2 separate regions of the Homo sapiens genome follow, and region 1 is linked to region 2. A link is a contact called in ENCODE POLR2A ChIA-PET data. All regions are on one chromosome and are shown on one strand. The core of a region is the stretch at or near the end of the contact, and the rest is flanking DNA. Distances in the headings are between cores, read along the strand shown. Region 1 holds the start of ARL15 (ARF like GTPase 15). Region 2 holds the start of ANXA2R-AS1 (ANXA2R antisense RNA 1).

Region 1 (2,700 bases), core at 167-2,666, about 11 Mb after region 2:
GATAAAGGAAGTTACTGCCATCAACAAATGAACAACAAAACAGAACTTGAATTCAGAATTTTAGATCCAGCTCCATTCACAAGGCTATGCATTAACTGCAGTCACCATCCTTTCCCACAAGACCATCAAGCTCTGAAGCATTAGGAGAAACATTTTCTTTATGTACACTAAAATAAGCCCAAATACACAGATAACAGCACAAAGCCGGTCCGGCGTTTCTTGGCCATCAAAGCATGCACAGACTTTCTCAGTACAGCCTTAAGTGTAATTCCTAGAAGGCACTGGCAAATCTCTGCCAGGCCAATCTGCAGTCGAAAACCGAGTGCATGTGTCCAACAAGATGACAGGAGGGTCAATGTTTCTAACCGTCTACTTCAACTCTGCATGGCAATAGCGGTTCTGCCCAACATGGTAAACACAATAATCGTATAGGATCGAACACAAGTCTCTGTAAATGAGGATCCCCTTAAACGCAAACAAGCAACTCTGGGGAAATATAATTTCTGGAACAAAACATGGTGCTCGCATAATTCCACAAAGACACATAGAAGTCCATTTTTAAAATGATGTTCGGTCCCAGCACTGTGCTGACACTTTTCCCACCTAAACTTCTCAGCACAAGCCTGGCCTAAACAGCCGGGTTCCAATCCGTGCACAGTGGAACCGCGGCACGCACCCAAGACCGGAATGGTGGGGCTATACCTGTCCCTACTCAGTCCTGTTCGTGCCAGCCTGCGAGGTAGTTTAGACCCGTCTGCTTTATGGTAATGTGCTTTTAAAACCCCGCCACGACCGAGGTCATAGCTTTAGAGATTTAATAACAATCAAATGACCAGGGCTGCTGGGCACTTAGTGAGCCATTCTGGTTATGGCTCTTTAATAGCACCTGGAGTTCTGCTCCAGGGAGAGAGGAAAACTCCTGCTCCCCCGGAAAGAAAGTCCTCTGCGGAGAGCGCAGAGGGAAGCCAGGAAGCCGATCGCGGGCAGGGGACGCGCCGCCGCGGCCGCCCCATCTCTCAAGCAGCCCCAGCGCGACCCTCGCCCTGCAGCCGTGCTGGCCCAGGCCGCACCTTTACCTGTCAGCTCCACCACCCACCCGCCCTGGAGGCTGCCCCTCCGAGTCCAGGGAAAGGCTTACCAGCCGGCTGCGGGAGAAAGAACCCCAGAGGCATCCTATCCCAAAGAAAGAAAGCAAAAAGGCTGCTCCTCAAGGCAGGGGGCCATCGGGCACGCCGAGATCCGAGAGGCGACATGCCACCCCTGCCCTGCACCTACCAGATAATCCATGTACAGAAACGCCTCAGTTATTCGGAGATCAGACATCCGGCAGCCTAAAGCATCCGGAACGGCTCCGAACCCGGAAAAAAAAAGCAGCGTCTCTGGCTGCGAGCGAGCAGCTCCTGAAAAAGCCAGCAACAGCGAAAATAGCCGAAAGCAGCCGACTAGCCGGAGATTACACAAGGGGCGCGGCGATTGGCCAGGCGGGCGGGCAGAAGGAAAGAAGCGTGCTCATTGGCTGCGGCGCCTATAAAAGGCAGGCCCCAGCTGGTGGCAGGAGAGAAACGCGGGAGTGGTGGGGGATGTGGGTTCCTGTGTGCTGAGCGGAGGAGCCGGGGTGGGGGCGGTGCAAGCGGAAGAAAGAGCCAAGAGAGCGGAAAATCGGCTGGTGCTGTCGCCGCCCGAGTTTTGTGTTTCCACAGCTTTCCAGTTGGGTACAACGGAGCCGAACTCCGTGTTCCCGGGCTGGAGAGCCTTGGTGTCCCCGCCAACCCCCAGTAGGAAGCGAGCGCTGTAACATGGGAGGCGTGGTCGCCACTGATCTTGTCTCCCCCCAGAGCCTTCCTAAAGGCTCTGCCGCCACGAGACTGCACCACCGGGAAAGAAGTGTGTGAAAGTGTACTCCGTAAACAGGCAATCCTGTACGCGACTTAGGGGCAGAAAGACCCTCCGCACTTTTATCATTTGAAAGTAAGGTGGACGATTCCAGCCTGGTGTCCCTGAGGGTACACACAGGCCCCCCGCGCAGCCAGAGGTGACTCAGGAACCCCCCTTCCAACCCCTGCGTAGAACGCCGAACAGTCTTCGGAGAATTCGCTTTCCTCCACGTGAAAAGGAAAAGAAAAACATTTGAGGAGTCGCAGTAGTCACTTGTACTCCCCAAACACACGGGAAGAAGTTGATCAGTTTGCATGCTTGGAGTCAAATTACGCTCAGCACAAATCCAACGCCCCTGAATTAAATGAGCAGTAGAAGCTCTCTGCAAAAAACACAACAGTATTTGTGACCCGGTATTATTTCAGGAGGTAAAAACATCTATAAGCAGATGCATTTGGGACGTATGCATTTCCTGGTAATGTCAATATCGCATTAAGCTAGTGGGTTTGGGCAGGGAAAGCCTGAATCGGACAAGAAGCTGGCTTTTTTTTTTTTTAGGCTATAAATAACCAGACCATGCCAGACACATGTTCTTAGGCTATGTTCTTAGGCTCAGGTGATTGGAGTGCCCCCCCCCCCATCCCCACCCTCAGGGCTTAGGGAGAATGGAAGATAAGGTGGATGCTGTCACCTGTATTAATAGTTAGGGCTTGCATACATACAGTAAAGTTTCAAGAGTGAAACTTCATCGACTGAACTCTTTATGAAGTGACTGCCTGACTCTACACGCGATGTTTTAGGAGTTGAATTTTTACTTTCCCCCTG
Region 2 (2,700 bases), core at 133-2,632:
AATGGTACCACACAATTACTAGTGCGAACAGCGGCTCGGTGCAATCACCGTTCTGCACGGCAAAACGGGGTTCAGGAAGTTCCTAGGAGATACTAGCGGTTGTAGGAGCGAAAAAGTGACAGCACTGAGAACCTAAGGACCCCGCGAACGGGAAATGTCACGTTGGGTGCAGCAACTGAGAAAACGCCCAGTGGGCGCCACTGGCAAACGTGCTGATACAAAACCGCCAGCTCTGCATAGGAAGCGGAGCCTCCAGACAGAACCCGGAACCTGATACCAGCGAGGCTAAGACCGAGCTCGGCTCCCCGGCTCCTGAGAGAATGAAAGTCAAGAAGCACGAATCTGAGACGCTCAAAATTAGAAGAAAAAAAAAATACATAATTTAAAATAATGAAAGTCTGAAATGCAAGTAAAAATGAAAAACACATCGGTAACATTGTCCTCAGAGCAAGACACAAAAATAATTTTAAGGTAAGCAAAAGTTACAGAGAACCAACCCTACAAAGAAGAAATTACAAATATGGCTAAGCGATGCAATGCCTACCATTAGAATATTTCTGTCAGATCTAAACCCCTGCAGGTTGCTCCTGTCATAATTTCCTACGAGAAAAAAAACAAAAATATCCACGGTTAAACGTGTTTAGCTACGTCTAAAAAATCGTAGTAGCTGGTACATCCCGATTTGGTCTACAAGAGGAAAAAGTCTCGATGGGCAGGACTTGCTATTGTCAAAGGGAGCTTGGTAAAACTGAGACATCGCGATCGCCGGCATTTCCTGACTTCCACGGGAGTTTTAAAAACACACAAGCATAGCTAAGACAGGACTCGATATTGCGAAACCAAACTTGGTATAAGAGCTCCCAACACTGCTAAACTGGTCATCGCTAAACCTTTAAAAAAAAAAAAAAAGCATTCGCTGGTACCCAGATTTCCACAGGAGTTAAACATTTCCTGCGCAGCTAAAGCAAGTCTTACCAGTAGGAAACCGGAACTTGCTAGGACTAAGAAACTTGAGGCTAGGCTGACCCCATGGTTGTTATGATTAGAAATCCGAGGCCACTGGAAACCCGGAGCTGCTGACCAACGAGTCACAGGGTAACTTCGCCTTCGCATGGGGAAACGGGTGAGTTCCTACGGCCTAGATATCGCAGCCAGGGCTAGACCGGTGTTTGTCTTAAGTCAGGACTTGCTTGGGCTGAGAAAATACATTTTGGCTATTCCCCTACTTGGACAGAGGGTGGAAATCCCAGGCACCGCGAAATCGAAACTTGCTAGGACTAAGAAGCCAACGACGCGCGAAACCGTGGGGTCCTGCGACAGAGACGCCGGCGGCGCCGCCACAGGACTGCGTTCTGGAGGCCGAGCCGGAACCCGTGCGGCGGCGCTGGGAAGAGACTGTGCCCCTGCAGCTCCCCTGTCACCGGCTCCAAGGAGCGTCGGGCTCCCCCCGCCCAGCCCTGCAGCACCCATCCGGCAACGCCAGACTCGGCGCAACGGGGGCAGCTGCGACTTTAAATCTCTCAGATCCGCGGCCTGAGGGCTGCCGCCACCGAGAAATGGAGGCACAGAGCTGTGAACAAGAGACCACGGCTCGCCGAAATGGCGGTGCCAGGAGCCTGAAAGGGAATGCAGCCGGCGGGGTTGTCAAGGACAACATTTGTTTTGGCGCAACCAGCGGTGCCGTCACCAAGAAACCGTCGACTCTGAGAAAAAAAGAGAAGTTCGGCTACCGAGAAACTCCGTGCAGCAAGTGCTGTGACAGCAAAACCGCCGGCTTCGCGCCGCTGGCGAAAGAGCCAACGGAAACGCCGGGTGCTGCGACCGCGAAGCCGGCACTAGAGGGCCTCGGATGGAGAAAGCCCCGCACCGAGACGAGGAAACTGTGCACAGCACGACTAGCAGTTGACACAAACAGAAAAGTGTCTCGTCTGCTCTCTGGGAGAAAGCGTGGATCAAAACCAGCAACTCAGTGGAGAGAACCCCGCAGCCACTGAAGAAGTTGCCCACGTGGCGGTGGGGCCAGAGAAACACCGCGATTTCGACGACAGCCGTAGGGATACCACAGAGAAACATGCGCGGCCACAGAAGTACATCCAGCTCCGCGCAATCAGTGGTTCTGCGATCCAGAAACCGCCAGCTGGGCTAGACTAGAAACTTCTAAAAAACTGTCGTCCCATAGCAGCTTTCCTAACCACGACAGACAGTCGCCTTTAGAGAGCACCTAACGGTGCTGAGACCGGCCTGGGCCAGCAAAAGCGCAGAGCGGTGCCAGTGCCAAGAAACGCCCGACTTGGTGAAACCAACCTTGTGACCACCGATTCCACTGGCTTCGCAGGACGCAACGGGCGAAGGCGCGGCGGAGAAACCGCAGGCTCCCTTCACCGATTATGCTGCGGGCTGGGGATGGTGGGGGGCACCCGCGAAATTGTGAAACCAGCGGCGCTGGGACCCAGCGATCAGCTGCCCGTAGCAAATGTCTGTGCAGTTGCAAAAGATAATTTTTGGCCGTGAGAAGGTTGCCGCCAGAGAGCGTCCGATAACGCTGACAAAGGCGTGGCGTTGCCAGTGAGAAACAGCCGGCGCTGGGAAAGGAACGGTGCAGCGACCGACCAACTGCGCGCTCGGTGCCACCAAAGTGCTACTGGCTCTACCCACTCTGTCCCCCACGGGCTTAGGGAAGTCTGATGTCTTTTTCTTTTC

Evidence for each region. ChIA-PET counts read pairs that join two places held with the same protein, here RNA polymerase II (POLR2A).
Region 1: POLR2A ChIA-PET joins it to region 2 with 12 read pairs in WTC11. The contact joins the promoter of ARL15 here to the promoter of ANXA2R-AS1 in region 2. POLR2A ChIA-PET finds 5 or more read pairs at or near these places in 2 of 52 experiments (WTC11 and activated CD8-positive, alpha-beta memory T cell).

Annotation. Positions count from the first base shown.
Region 1 is chr5:54,309,157-54,311,856 of GRCh38, forward strand. ARL15 (ARF like GTPase 15) reads right to left here and starts at 1,417. Exons shown (of 5, transcript NM_019087.3): 1 at 1,276-1,417. The coding sequence starts at 1,323.
Region 2 is chr5:43,040,752-43,043,451 of GRCh38, forward strand. ANXA2R-AS1 (ANXA2R antisense RNA 1) reads left to right here and starts at 1,383. Exons shown (of 2, transcript NR_015447.1): 1 at 1,383-2,700. All of the region lies in intron 2 of ANXA2R-OT1 (ANXA2R overlapping transcript 1), which reads right to left. It also overlaps a transcript of ANXA2R not described here. RefSeq lists enhancers at 877-956, 1,427-1,716, 1,916-2,453, 1,937-2,146, 2,227-2,426 and 1 more.